2 separate regions of the Homo sapiens genome follow, and region 1 is linked to region 2. A link is a contact called in ENCODE POLR2A ChIA-PET data. All regions are on one chromosome and are shown on one strand. The core of a region is the stretch at or near the end of the contact, and the rest is flanking DNA. Distances in the headings are between cores, read along the strand shown. Region 1 holds the start of BCDIN3D-AS1 (BCDIN3D antisense RNA 1). Region 2 overlaps HDAC7 (histone deacetylase 7).

Evidence for each region. ChIA-PET counts read pairs that join two places held with the same protein, here RNA polymerase II (POLR2A).
Region 1: POLR2A ChIA-PET joins it to region 2 with 10 read pairs in WTC11. The contact joins the promoter of BCDIN3D-AS1 here to the enhancer-like site in region 2. POLR2A ChIA-PET finds 5 or more read pairs at or near these places in 2 of 52 experiments (BJ and WTC11).

Annotation. Positions count from the first base shown.
Region 1 is chr12:49,825,964-49,832,227 of GRCh38, forward strand. BCDIN3D-AS1 (BCDIN3D antisense RNA 1) reads left to right here and starts at 2,580. Exons shown (of 3, transcript NR_027501.1): 1 at 2,580-2,781; 2 at 2,972-3,120. NCKAP5L (NCK associated protein 5 like) reads right to left here and starts at 2,450. Exons shown (of 13, transcript NM_001037806.4): 1 at 2,359-2,450. RefSeq lists enhancers at 1-715, 1,859-1,908, 2,324-2,902, 2,903-3,481, 5,843-6,137 and a silencer at 2,169-2,578.
Region 2 is chr12:47,804,985-47,810,756 of GRCh38, forward strand. The region is part of intron 1 of HDAC7 (histone deacetylase 7); the gene reads right to left. LOC124902926 (a long non-coding RNA gene) reads left to right here. Exons shown (of 2, transcript XR_007063290.1): 2 at 291-649. Among named protein-coding and RNA genes, the nearest start is that of HDAC7, 12 kb to the right of the region's middle. RefSeq lists an enhancer at 3,948-4,017. Within about 2 kb of position 2,544, at least 4 of the 41 ENCODE cell types and tissues checked have a DNase peak (open chromatin) inside an H3K27ac peak, as active enhancers do.

The sequences.
Region 1 (6,264 bases), core at 1,330-3,829, 2.0 Mb after region 2:
AAGTCCTACCCTGGGGAGGGAAGGGGCTGGGAAAGGTGGGGTGGGGGCAGCTTCTCCTCACTGCTGCCACTGGCTGGTATAGCAGGGCCTGGGAGGCTGGCTGGGCTGGATGAGGGCGGTGGGGAAGAATCCTTAGCCCCTTGCCTGGGACCTGGGGGTGTGAGTACAGCAGTGAGGTGGGCAGGGCTGGGGGTGGGATGGGCAAAAGCAGTGGGGCCCTCCTTGCCCTCCTCCTATAAGAGGGCGGGTGGGTGAGTATGTTGTGCTCCCTGGCCCAGATCCTAAAACAAGTCCCAACAGCTGAGACGTAAACTGTCTCCTGGGAATCTGCTTACCCTGCTGGCCCTTGGCTGCCTCCTCCTCTCTCAGCTCCTCTTCAAAGGGCCAGGATGTCTCACCACAGGCGTGATGGGTGGGCCAAACCCAAGCCAGCAGGAGCAGGAGTTCATATCCCAAGGCACCAGGGGTGTGTGGGACAAGGTCTACTCTCAGGCTTAGAATAAGGGAATCTGTTCTCTCTACCCAGGGTTCTAATCCTAACTAATTGCAATTTAAAGCACACCCAACACTTTAGCTCCCTCTAAATGGAACCATTCTGCCAGAGGACCTTTCTCCCCTATAGATTCACCCATCAGTGGAACCATTCAATGTCAAAAAGTGGAAGGGAATATTAGAGCTATCTAGTCCAACTACTGACATTTAAAGATGGGGAAACTGAGCCCCAGAGAGCAAACTGTCTTGGCCAAGGTCATACAGCAAGCTAGGAAAAGTAGGGACCAGAGCTTCTGACTCTGTCTTTATTGATACCCGCTTGCTCCCCAAACACTTAGGTCTTCACCGGCCTATCATGAAGATCCTTCTTCCCTGCCAACCACAGCACCTGCCCCTCCAGGTCCTCACTCTCTTCGTGAGGGCCAGAGCTGGAGAAAGATGCTGGAGGGACAAAGCCACCTCATGCACAGACCATAGACTTTGAAAACAAGCTTGAACATGGGAATATCTCCCCGGAAAGGAATACACACGGTTTCTTTGGGATAGGAAACCCACTAATCCCAGGTTGTTTTTAGGAAGATGGGGGGACCAATTTGAGAAGTGAATTTTCCTATCACACAAGGAGTCTCAGAGAGCCAGATGGCGTAATGTCTGCAAGGGAGGGTCTGCAACAAGGCAAATGGGCTATGTTCATTTTCCCCGAAAGTACTGACCACAAAACGGTAAGGCATTGACACTCTTTCTACTGCTCCCCAGGCCACCCCTGCCCGGGCCACTTCCTCTGGCTGACCATTGTGCTTAAGAAGGAGGACCCATGACAGACGCGGAGAAGTGGGAGGGAGGGATTGCCTCTACAGCCAGAGAACTCCTTAGCCCAAGACCCCCAGCTCCTCAGCAAGGCAGGCCTTTAAGAAGTAGCAGCTGGACAGACTAAGTGGACTCAGCTGATCCAGCCCTGGGATGCCTGGAAAACCAGGCCTGTGGGAGGTGAGGGCCCTCTGTGCCCTTGGGGCCGTGCCAGGACTGGAGATAACGCGGGACCTTGGGCCCAGGACAGGGAGAGGGGAGCTAGGATCCGGGCAGCCGCTTTCTTAGTTGGGCTAAGCCAGGGAAGCGTCGGGCACAGATGAATTCTCTGCATTCTTCTGGCACCGCAGCCAGCACCCAGAGGGCCTTTTCTGCAGACGCTGCCCTGTCCCTGCTCCCTGCCCAACCAACCCTTCTCCCTCCCTTAGCTTCTCTTCAGCGTGCAGCCCACCAGGTCCTTCCTCCTTCCCGCAGCCCCTCAAAGCCTTTGAAGGGGCTGTTCTCTAGGAGACCCGGTCTTTCCGCCTCTCCCCGCCTTCCCCAGGCCCTACCGCCCCAGGCCACGGGGAATGGGAAGGAGTGCGAAAGGGAGCCCCAGGCTCGTCTCCGCGCCTGCGCTTTGGGGAGAGAGCCCCTCCCCCCGCAATAACCCGGCACCGCTAAGCGGCACCCGGACGGTGGGATGCGGGTTGGGTGGGGTGAGCAGCTGGGGCAAGGTCAGTGCTTTCAAAGAGGGAGGGGAGCCCGGCCCCCGGAACATCCCCCACTCCCGAAAGTTTCCCTTCCGGGGCCACGGAGTGTGCGCGAGGATGGCGCGGGGGGCGGGAGGGGGTGGGGTGGGGGTGCACAGAGTCGCAGCCGGACCCCCGAGGAGGGTGCGGCTGGAGGGAGGGACGGAGGGGCGGGCAGCAGGGTTTGGGCAGGAAGCCGCGACGCCCTCTCCGACTCTGTACTGCCACGAGAGCCTTACCCTCCACACCCCACTCCCCCCGGCCCGGAGCTACAGATCGCCCCCCCGCACTCGCCGCCCTTTCAATCCCAAGTAGACCCAGAACTCACCGAAATCAGGTGTTGAGCTGGGCCAGGGCAGGCCGGATCCGCCAGGTCCATGGCCGCGGCTTGGGGGCGGGGGGCAGAGAAAGGGGGGTGCCGGAGCCGCCTCCTGATGTCAAGGCTTTAAAGGGGCCGGGGAGCCCCGCCCCTGGCCCTGACCCCGCCTCCCTCCTCCCTAGCAGCCAATCCACGTTCAGCCTGGATGCGCGCCCCTCCCAGCCCCCTCCAGATGTTCCCAGGACGCGAGCTAAGTCTGCCCGGCCGGCGCGCGCCGCTTCCGCTTTGGTGGGAAGGACCTCCCTTCCCCCTTATAGAAACACTTTCTCCAGGCCGGGCCGGGCTTGGTAAACCTCAGCCGTGCCTGGGTAGAGGACGCCGGGCTGGGCCGAGCGGGGGTGGAATGAGGGCGTCTAGAACAGAGAAAACTAAGTAGGTGCGCGCGGGCCCACAGGCATGCGCGTTTGCTTCTGTGGGGCTGGGCGTGCACGTGTATGTGTGGTTGTGAGCGTCGGTGTTTGTAATTTGCTTTTCTGCATACGTGTTGGGTGTAAATCCATGGGGGAAAGGCTTGAGTGCCTCTTTGGCCTTAAATGCTCCCGCCTCTCTCTTCCTTCTCCAGGATGGGGTCGTCCCCCCAGTAATCTGGAAAACAGTTACAGCAACAGGCTCCTCTCATCAGACGGCAGTGCTGGTCGTTTCCTCACTGGTTTGCGGGGAAGGCTGGGCAGAAAAAGGATGCAACCTTGTTCTCAACCACTTGCTATCTCGGTGAGGATGAGGAAAAGCAAACAGCCCATCCAGGCCCCTGCAGAGCCTCAGAGCTTCAATATCATTCCCATTAGTCCTTAATTAAACACCTATTTGCCCTTGCCTAAATACCGTATAACCCTCACAGCCTGCATTGTAGTGACTGCCCCAGAAATGTAGGTTCTCACCTGGGTTCTGCAGGGAAATACGAAGGAATCCCTAGGTACAGTCTCCGCCTACTTCATTAAAATTTCTTTTGTTGCGAGTATACAAAGGATGCAGCTTAGAGTATCATATTAGTCCAATAAAGGAACATAAAAAGTAAGGCAAGTTAGGGTGCTCAGATTGGCTAGGATTAAGAGTTCTTTTCTGAAGGAGGTTTATTTAAATACGGAATTTGAAGGGCAGAGAGAGCTTGAGTAGGGTCCAGGCAGGGTAAAGGCCACAAGGAGATTCAGATAGGAAAGAGCAAATTATCTGCGTGGGACCGTGAGCAGATCACCGTGGTACGTTGGGAAGTGGGAGAAATTAATGGAGGAGGTTTCTTATGGAGGAGAGCAGAATAAGGATATGGATGTGACAAGACATAAGATAAAGAAGTCATTTTGGGTTCTTGAGCATAGAGGTAGTTTGATGAAAAGAGTGCCCAAGGACAGCTATTACTGGAACCTAAAAGATGTCTTGATGGGTACCCCCACCAGCTTTCTCATTTTTTTGCTTAAAAAATATTTTATTCTTTTCTTTTCTCTGAGATGGAGTCTCACTCTGTCCCAGGTTGGACGGAGTGCAGTGGCACAATCTCTGCTCACTGCAACCTCCACCTCCTGATTTCAGGTGATTCTCCTGCCTCAGCCTCCCAAGTAGCTGGTATTATAAGAGTGCACCACCACACCTGGCTAATTTTTGTATTTTTAGTAGAGACGGAGGCTTCACCATGTTGGCCAGGCTGGTCTCGAACTCCTGACCTCAGGTGATTTGCCCACCTCGGCCTCCCAAAGTGCTAGGATTATAGATGTGAGCCACCATGCCCGGCCCTTAAATTATTCTTAACGTGCAATAAAATGCACACATCTTAGGTGCTTTGTTTGGTGAATTTCAAAATATACACCTATGTAATTAACACCCAAAACAAGATACTGAACCACCACCCTATAAAGTTCCCTCATGCCCCTTTATAGTTGATCACCCCACACCCACCACCACCCTCCCCTGGCAACTTCCTGAATTATAGCACCATAGATTTGTCTGCATTTGTATTTCACATATATGGAGCTTTACAGTATGTACTTGTGTCTGTATCCTTTAGCTTAGTAATGTTTTTGAGATCCATCCATGTGTATCAGTAATCTGTTCTTTTTTATTGCTGAGTATTATTCCATTGCATGAATATATCACAATGTGTTTATCCATTCTTCAATTGATGGATATTTGGGTATTTCCAGTTGGGGTTATGATGAATATGGCTGCTATTAACATTCTGGTGCAAATATTTTCATAGACATGTTTTCATTTCTCCTTTTCACCTTATTTCTTGATGATAGTGGCATCTTCGGAAGCCTACAGCATTGTGAATTCTTATTCAATCATCTAACATTGAATAGGGATCAGTGGGCTAGTTCTGGGATTACAACAAAAAGTAGACATGGTCCTTTCCTCAAAGGGCTTGAAAGTCCAATAAAACTCCATGTACCTGTTGTATTCCTAATATTGCCTTGTATTCCTAATTCTGCCTTGAGGTAGAAAACCTTAAAAGTCTGCCAGGCATTTCTAACTACTTTTGGATGTTTCCAAATAACTGAATTATTGGAAGTAAACAGAACATCAAGATGATAATTTACTTTCCTTTTTTTTTTTTTTTTTTTTGAGACAGAGTCTTGCTCTGTCACCCAGACTGGAGTGTAGCAGCACAATCTCGGCTCACTGCAAGGTCTGCCTTCCAAGAGGCAATTCTCTTGCCTCTTGCAATTCTCAAGCAATTCTCCTGCCTCACCCTCCCAAGTAGCTGAGATTACAGGCGTGCGCCACCACACCCAGCTAATTTTTGTATTTTTAGTAGAAATGAGGTTTCACCAAGTTGTCCAGGCTGGTCTTGAACTCCTGACCTCAAGTGATCTGCCCACTTCAGCCTCCCAAAGTGCTGGGATTACAGGTGTGAGCCTCTGTGCCCAGCCAATATTTTACTTTTCATTTAGATGTTTACTCTTGTTTAATAAACAGCCAGAACATCTGTATTTGTCAGAGCAAGTACCTGGCTCTCTCCTTCCTTAAAGGCTATTGTGCACTTGATAATTTCAGCATTCAGATTTTGGCAGATTCTCTATGCTTCACAAACCTTCATCCTCACTGACAGGGGTTGAAAGAAGTGTAGCTACTATTGCTTCAAGATCCCTTTCAGTCTTTTGATAAGGCTTAAGGCACTTTCATTCCTTAGTGCTATTATTTGCATAAATTAAAAATTACACAGAAGTCCCAAAGTTTGTTCTTCACTCTTATGATATACCACTAATCATATATTGTTATTTACTTGAGTCGTCTGTGTAACAAAACAGGCTAGGCCTCTTAGGTCTCTGTTAGCTGCAAGCTGTTACTACTGGTTTAGTAACAAACCAGTTTGGTGGTATTGTCTAACTATGCATGTAGTGCTGGTGCCTGATAGATGGATTCTCAGAGAGAATCACCTCGTCACTGCTAACATCAGTACTTTGAATGGGGTTCCCTGCTTTAATACTGTGTGGTCATTCATTTAATGTTGGAGCATCTTCAATTCTCAGAGGTTGAAACTATAGCCATTTAGCCATTGGTTGATAAGCTGACTCTAGTTTAGAACTCCTGGCAACAGGAGATAGTCAGGTTGGTAACTAGCCTCTCAAAACATTTTTTCTTTTTTTTTTTCCAGATAGGGTCTTGCTGTGTCACCCAGATTGGAGTGCAGTGGTGTGATCACAGCTCACTGCAGCCTTGACCTCTAGGCTCAAGTGAGCCCCTACCAAGCAGCTGGGACTACAAGTGCGCACCACCATACCCAGCTAATTTTTTCATTTTTTGTAGAGACAGGGTCTCACTGTATTGCTCAGGCTGGTCTTGAACTCCTGAGATCAAGCGATCCTCCCACTGTGGCCTCCCAAAGTGCTGGGATTATAGATGTGAGCTACCATGCCTGGCCTC
Region 2 (5,772 bases), core at 1,294-3,793:
CTTCATGTCTTCAGTGGGACAAAAGGCTTCCCCAGGAGCACTGCCACCTAGAACGCCCCCCTCCCGATGCCTCCAGTGTCTTTTCTTAATTTTTTTTTTTTTTTGAGGTACGGTCTTGTTCTGATGCCCAGGCTGGAGTGCAGTGATGTGAACATGGCTCACTGCAGCGTTGACCTCCTGGGCTCAGGCAATTCTCCTGCCTCAGCCTCCAGAGTAGCTGGGACTACAGTATGCACCACGATGCCTGGCTAAATTTTTTTTGTTTTGTTTTGTTGTTTTTTTTTTTGTAGAGACGAAGTCTTCCCCTGTTGCCCAGGCTGGGCTCCTGGGCTCAAGCGATCCTCCCCGCTCATCTTCAAAGTCTTTGTTGAGGCTGTTCCCACCTCCCTGGACTCTTGATTAGCGGAAAAGGAAGCAGCAGCAAGAAGACCTAGGCCCCAGCAGCAAGAGGAAAGCAGGCAGTGGCAGAAGGCCATAGTCCTGGGTTCAGAGCTGACTCCCTTCACACCCGAGGTTGCTGTCTCTGGTTCTCCTTCCCTGACATAGGCTGGAAAAAGCTTGAGTCTCCATGGGGCTGGCAGAGAAGATGAAGGCTGGTGGTGAAATGGCTTCAGGAAGATCCAAGAACAAATAAACAGGAGAAAGAACACTGTGGTTGCCAGGCCTCCCTGACACAGAGTGGGGGCTGAGCACAGAGGATCTGCTCCTCTTCCAGGCTTTAGAGATCGTTCAGACCAACACTCTCATTTGACAGAGGAGCAAAGAGAAAGAAGGGGCTAGGTCACAGCCACCCAGCCAGCCAGTGGTCCAGCCAGGCCAGGCCAGACCAGTACAGGGGAAACCCAAAGGTCAACCCCAAATGCAGGTACTACTTCCCTGGGAAGTCACTGATCTAGGGGTTGAAAAGATGGAAATATGAGTGAAACCTGGTTCTCACTTTCAAGGAGTTTAGAATACAGCCTGCAGCCTTAAACATATTTGAACAAGTACAATACTTGCAGATACTAAAAAAAATTCAGAGAGCCCAAAAGTTGTTAGGATAAGTTTCTCATTCATCCCAGACTCCCTAGAACTTCCCTGGAAGCCGCCCTTTCTAACAGCTTCTTGTGTCTCCCTTCCAGAAATTCTCTATACTGCTCATTGATTGGCACTGAATGCTTCTTGCTCAGATTTATCCAGAACCCAGCAGGGAGCTGAGAGTGGGCTGGAAGCCCCTGCCACATGAAGTCTGGCAGGCCACAAACTGTGAGGGAATTGAAGGTCTAAAGCACACAGGACATTGGCTTTGCGGTCAGATGGGCCTGGGTTTAAGCCCCGACTCCCTCGGTGACTGGCAAAGCAAGCCAGAAACACAATTTAACCTGCTTAAGCTGCCCCACCTGTAATCAGGAGATAAGAATACCTACTTCAGGCTGGGCGAGGTGGCTCACGCCTATAATCCCAGAACTTTGGGGAAGTTCTGCCCTGGCCAAGGCGGGCAGATTACTTGAGGTCAGGAGTTCGAGACCAGCTTGGCCGACATGGTGAAATCCCATCTCTAACAAAAATACAAAAATTAGTCAGGCATGGTGGCGGGGAGCATGTAGTCCAGCTACTTGGGAGGCTGAGGCACAAGAATCGCTTGAACCCAGGAGGCGGAGGCTGCAGTGAGCTGAGATTGCACCACTGCACTCCAGCCTGGGCGACAGAGCAAGACTCCGTCTCAAAAACAAAAACAAAAACAAACAAAAAGAATACCTACTTCAAAGAGGTCACCTGAGATTAGCAATGCTGTCTGTGATGCACCCAGCACATGGTGGGTGCTCCCTTGTGGTAGCGAGTATTAGTTTGCCTCCTGTACTTGTCTGCAGCCTCCTTCCTGGCATTAGCGTTTCAGTGTCTGCTCCCAACTCTCCTCCCTCCTCTACCACAGACCATTTTCTCCTGAATGCATGCCCCTGCCCCATCTCTCTCTCTCTCTCTTTTTTTTTTTTGAGATGGAGTCTCGCTCTGTCACCCAGGCTGGAGTGCAGTGGCACAATCTCAGCTAACTGCAAACTCTGCCTCCTGGATTCAAGTGATTCTCCTCCCTCAGCCTCCCAAGTAGCTGGGACTACAGGCATAAGCCACCAAGCCCAGCTAATTTTTGTATTTTTAGTAGAGACGGTGTTTTGCCATGTTGGCCAGGCTGGTCTCGAACCCCTGTCCTCAGGTGATTTGCCTGCCTCGGCTTCCCAAAGTGTTAGGATTACAGGCGTGAGCCACCGTGCCCAGCCCCCTGCCCTATCTCTTATCCCCAGCCTCTCCCAACTATGCTCTCTTCCCTTTCTCTTCCACCTGAACTTTTGTAAGCGAACACCTTATTATGTGCCAGGAGTTGTTCTAAGTACCCTACATTTGCTAACTTATCTAGTCCACATGACAAACCTATGAGGTATTTACTGTTTTATCCCCATTAGATAAATGAGTACGCTGAGGCCCAGCAGTATTAGATAACTTGTCTGAGGTCACAGACAAGTGGCAGAGGTTGAGCTGGGACTTGAGCCCAGGCAATTGGGCTTCAGAATCCACGCTCTCAACCAATACACTCCACCCCTCCTCCCCAGCATTCCCATTCGCCACAGGCCAGCCAGCAAAGGACACATGCAGGACCTAGATGGGCATGCAGAAAGATGGAAAAAAAAAATCACACAGCCCCACAGAGACCCGTGCCAGCAGCAATCCCCAGCCCTGCGCAGGTGAGAGGGCAGAAGCTATGTCATCTTTGGGTGCCCATGAAGACAATCTCAAAGAATCATTTGGAGCAACTGTTGACTTTGTAGAAACCAAGCAATGATTTGGGACTGTGTGCTGGAAACAGGGGGCTGGCAATGGGTTGGGGTCTTAGAGGACCCTCAGCTCCAACTCCCCTGCTCTCAGTGCCCTGCCATATCCCTTCTCTAGAAGCTCCCAAGTCCCTCTAGGACTCTCTCATTAGCGTCCCAAAGCAAGCTGCACCATTTCTCTGTATAGGCAGAGGAGCCAGCTGCCCATCAGGGCAGAGGCTCAGCTGCCAGGTGAGCCAGCCGGGATGTCTGCCTACCCAGACGAAGGCCTCCATCAGTCCGAGGCAAGAGGACAGAGAAGCTCCTGCACACCAAACAGGAGGCTGGATGTAAGGGTGGCAACAGTGAGCATGCCTCTTTCTCCGCCACCTCAGGGCAGCTGGGGCCCTGAGGCAGCTATTTTTAGCTCTTGACACCTGGGTATTTTGCAGCCGCAGGATGTCCGGTTTGGAGTCTCTTTCTGGGAATCCCACATGCGGCTGTTGTAAACAGCCCCACGCAGCAGTGGCCTGAGCTGGGAGCCAGTGTCGCCCCCCCACCCCACCTCCACTTCTGCTGTTTGAGATGAATCAAACAGGAAGCAGATGTAACCATGGCAGCAGCGGCTTGAGCTCCCTGGGGGTGGGAAAGCATCCTCCCTGGTTCTTTGTCCCCCACCCCAGATCCCCAGCTCCACCCTGTGGCCTCTCCTCAAGGATGAAGACCTGGCAGAACCTGAGGCCGGGGAGCTGGGCCATTCTGAGTTGCGTATGGCTGTCGGTTTCTGGGTCTGGCACTCTCTGGAGACCCTTGCTGTCCTCTGACAGAGAAAAACAGGGGTCCTCCCAGCCCTGTCCAACTCCCGGGACCTCTCGGGCCACCACTCAGCCTTCCCTGCAAGTCCATTGTGAAGGGGAGGGCATAGCTACTTCCTGCGGTGGCAGGCCTGGAGGGCCTGCATCTACTTCCTATTACCCATGGCCTTCAGCTTATAGCCTGGCCTGCCCCTGCACTGCTCTGCCCACTTAGGGAATTCCTGAGCCAGTGGGCTCCCCTAGTCCACACTACCCTAAGATTTCTCAGTTCCAAAAAGCCCTCAAAGACATAAGTTCCACATTCATCCTCACTCCTCTGCTCCAGTATCTCCAGTCCCTGAGATAGGAAGTTCACCATGATGTCTAACTACCATCTTTCCTATCATAAGCAAAACATCCTGAGCAGGCAAGATTTGAGGCCCTATCTGTAACATGGGGATAAGTCGGCCAGTTTCTGCCTTCATCTCTCCCCTTCGCCTTTACCCCTCTGGTGCCCCACTTAGACCAGTTGCTCCTTTAGCAGCCAGTGTGAGCCAGTCTTTCTCAAGGGCCAGTGTTTGCCCCAACAGGAAGCACAGTCACCGCCCCAGGCTGCCTCTAGGGGCGGCTCCTTCTCCCCTCTGAGGTGTCACACTCATTCCCTTGCTCTCCTTGTCACCCCAGCTCCTGGGCCCTCCTCATGCAGACCCTGCCCCTCTGTGTACCCTACTCCTGCTTTGCCCACTGGTTCTGCCTCTCCCAGCTGCAGGCCGAGCGAGATGTGCCTTCCTCACTCTTCTCACCTGTGCCACCCACAAGGCCACGCAGCCCATTCCCAAGACTGCCAGGGAAATGTTTAAGTTACAATATCAACAATAGTTATATTATTTTAATTAATTAATAATATTAATAATGATCAACAATCATGTGTTAATGCTTACTGTGTGCTGGCTATTATCCTAGGCATTTTTGGCGGGGGGAGGGCAACATCCTCCCACTAAGCGATTTTTATTTATTTATTTATTTTGAGATGGAGTCCCACTCTGTCACCCAGGCTGGAGTACAGTGGCACGATCTTGGCTCACTTCAACCTCTGCCTCCCGGGTTCAAGTGATTCTCCTGCCTCAGCCTCCTAAGTAGCTGGGATTACAGGCGTGCGCCAACATGCCTGGCTAATTTTTGTATATTTAGTAGAGACGGGGTTTCACCCTGTTGATTAGTCTGGTCTCGAACTCCCAGCCTCAAGTGATCCGCCCACCTCTGCCTCCCAAAGTACTGGGATTACAGGCCTGAGCCACCACACCAGGCCCCCACTAAACATTTTAATTGTACTATTGCAAGTAGTCCTCACAACTCTGTAAGGCAGATACTGTTTTTTTGTTTGTTTGTTTTGTTTTGTTTTTGAGACAGAATTTCACTCTGTCACCCAGACTGGAGTGCAGTGGCACAATCTCAGCTGACTGCAACCTCTGCCTCCCGGATTCAAGTGATTCTCCTGCCTCAGCCTCCCAAGTAGCTGGGATTACAGGTGCAAGCCACCATGCCCAGCTAATTTTTGTATTTTGGTAGAGACGGTGTTTCACTATGTTGGCCAGGCTGGTCTCAAACTCCTGAACTCACTGAATCCACCCACCCTGGCCTCCCAAAGTGCTGGGATTACAGGCGTGAACCACTGCGCCCGGCCTATATACTGTTATTATTCTCATTTTGCAAATGAGGAAACTAAGGCTAAGAGAGGTTCAGAAACTTGCTGAGGTCACACAGATGGTATGTGGAGCTGCTGGGACTCCAGAACCTAAGCTTAGCATCGGTACACTGGCGTGGACTGCTTACTCAGCCTGCCTCCTAGTAGTGGCTGAGGTGAGACCACCAAGGGGACAAGGGGATGCAAGACACAGTGAGGCCCTAGGGTATGCTCCCAATGCCAGCCTGTTCCCACAAAGTGTGCTGTGTTCCACCCCTGCCATCCTCAATTCCTTTTTCATCTTCTATTTCCCTTCCTTTTTAAATGTACATTTTACCATTTTAAAGTGTACCATTTAAACACTTTACAGTGTTTCCTGTTAGCTGCCTCCAGCAGGGTATAACTAAACAAGCAAACCTCCCAGGGCTGCCACAGAGGATCAAACGCTGCGTGAGCTCTCTGGAAACTGTCAAGCCCTCTACAAAATGCGGGTTGCATAACCAGAGCAAGT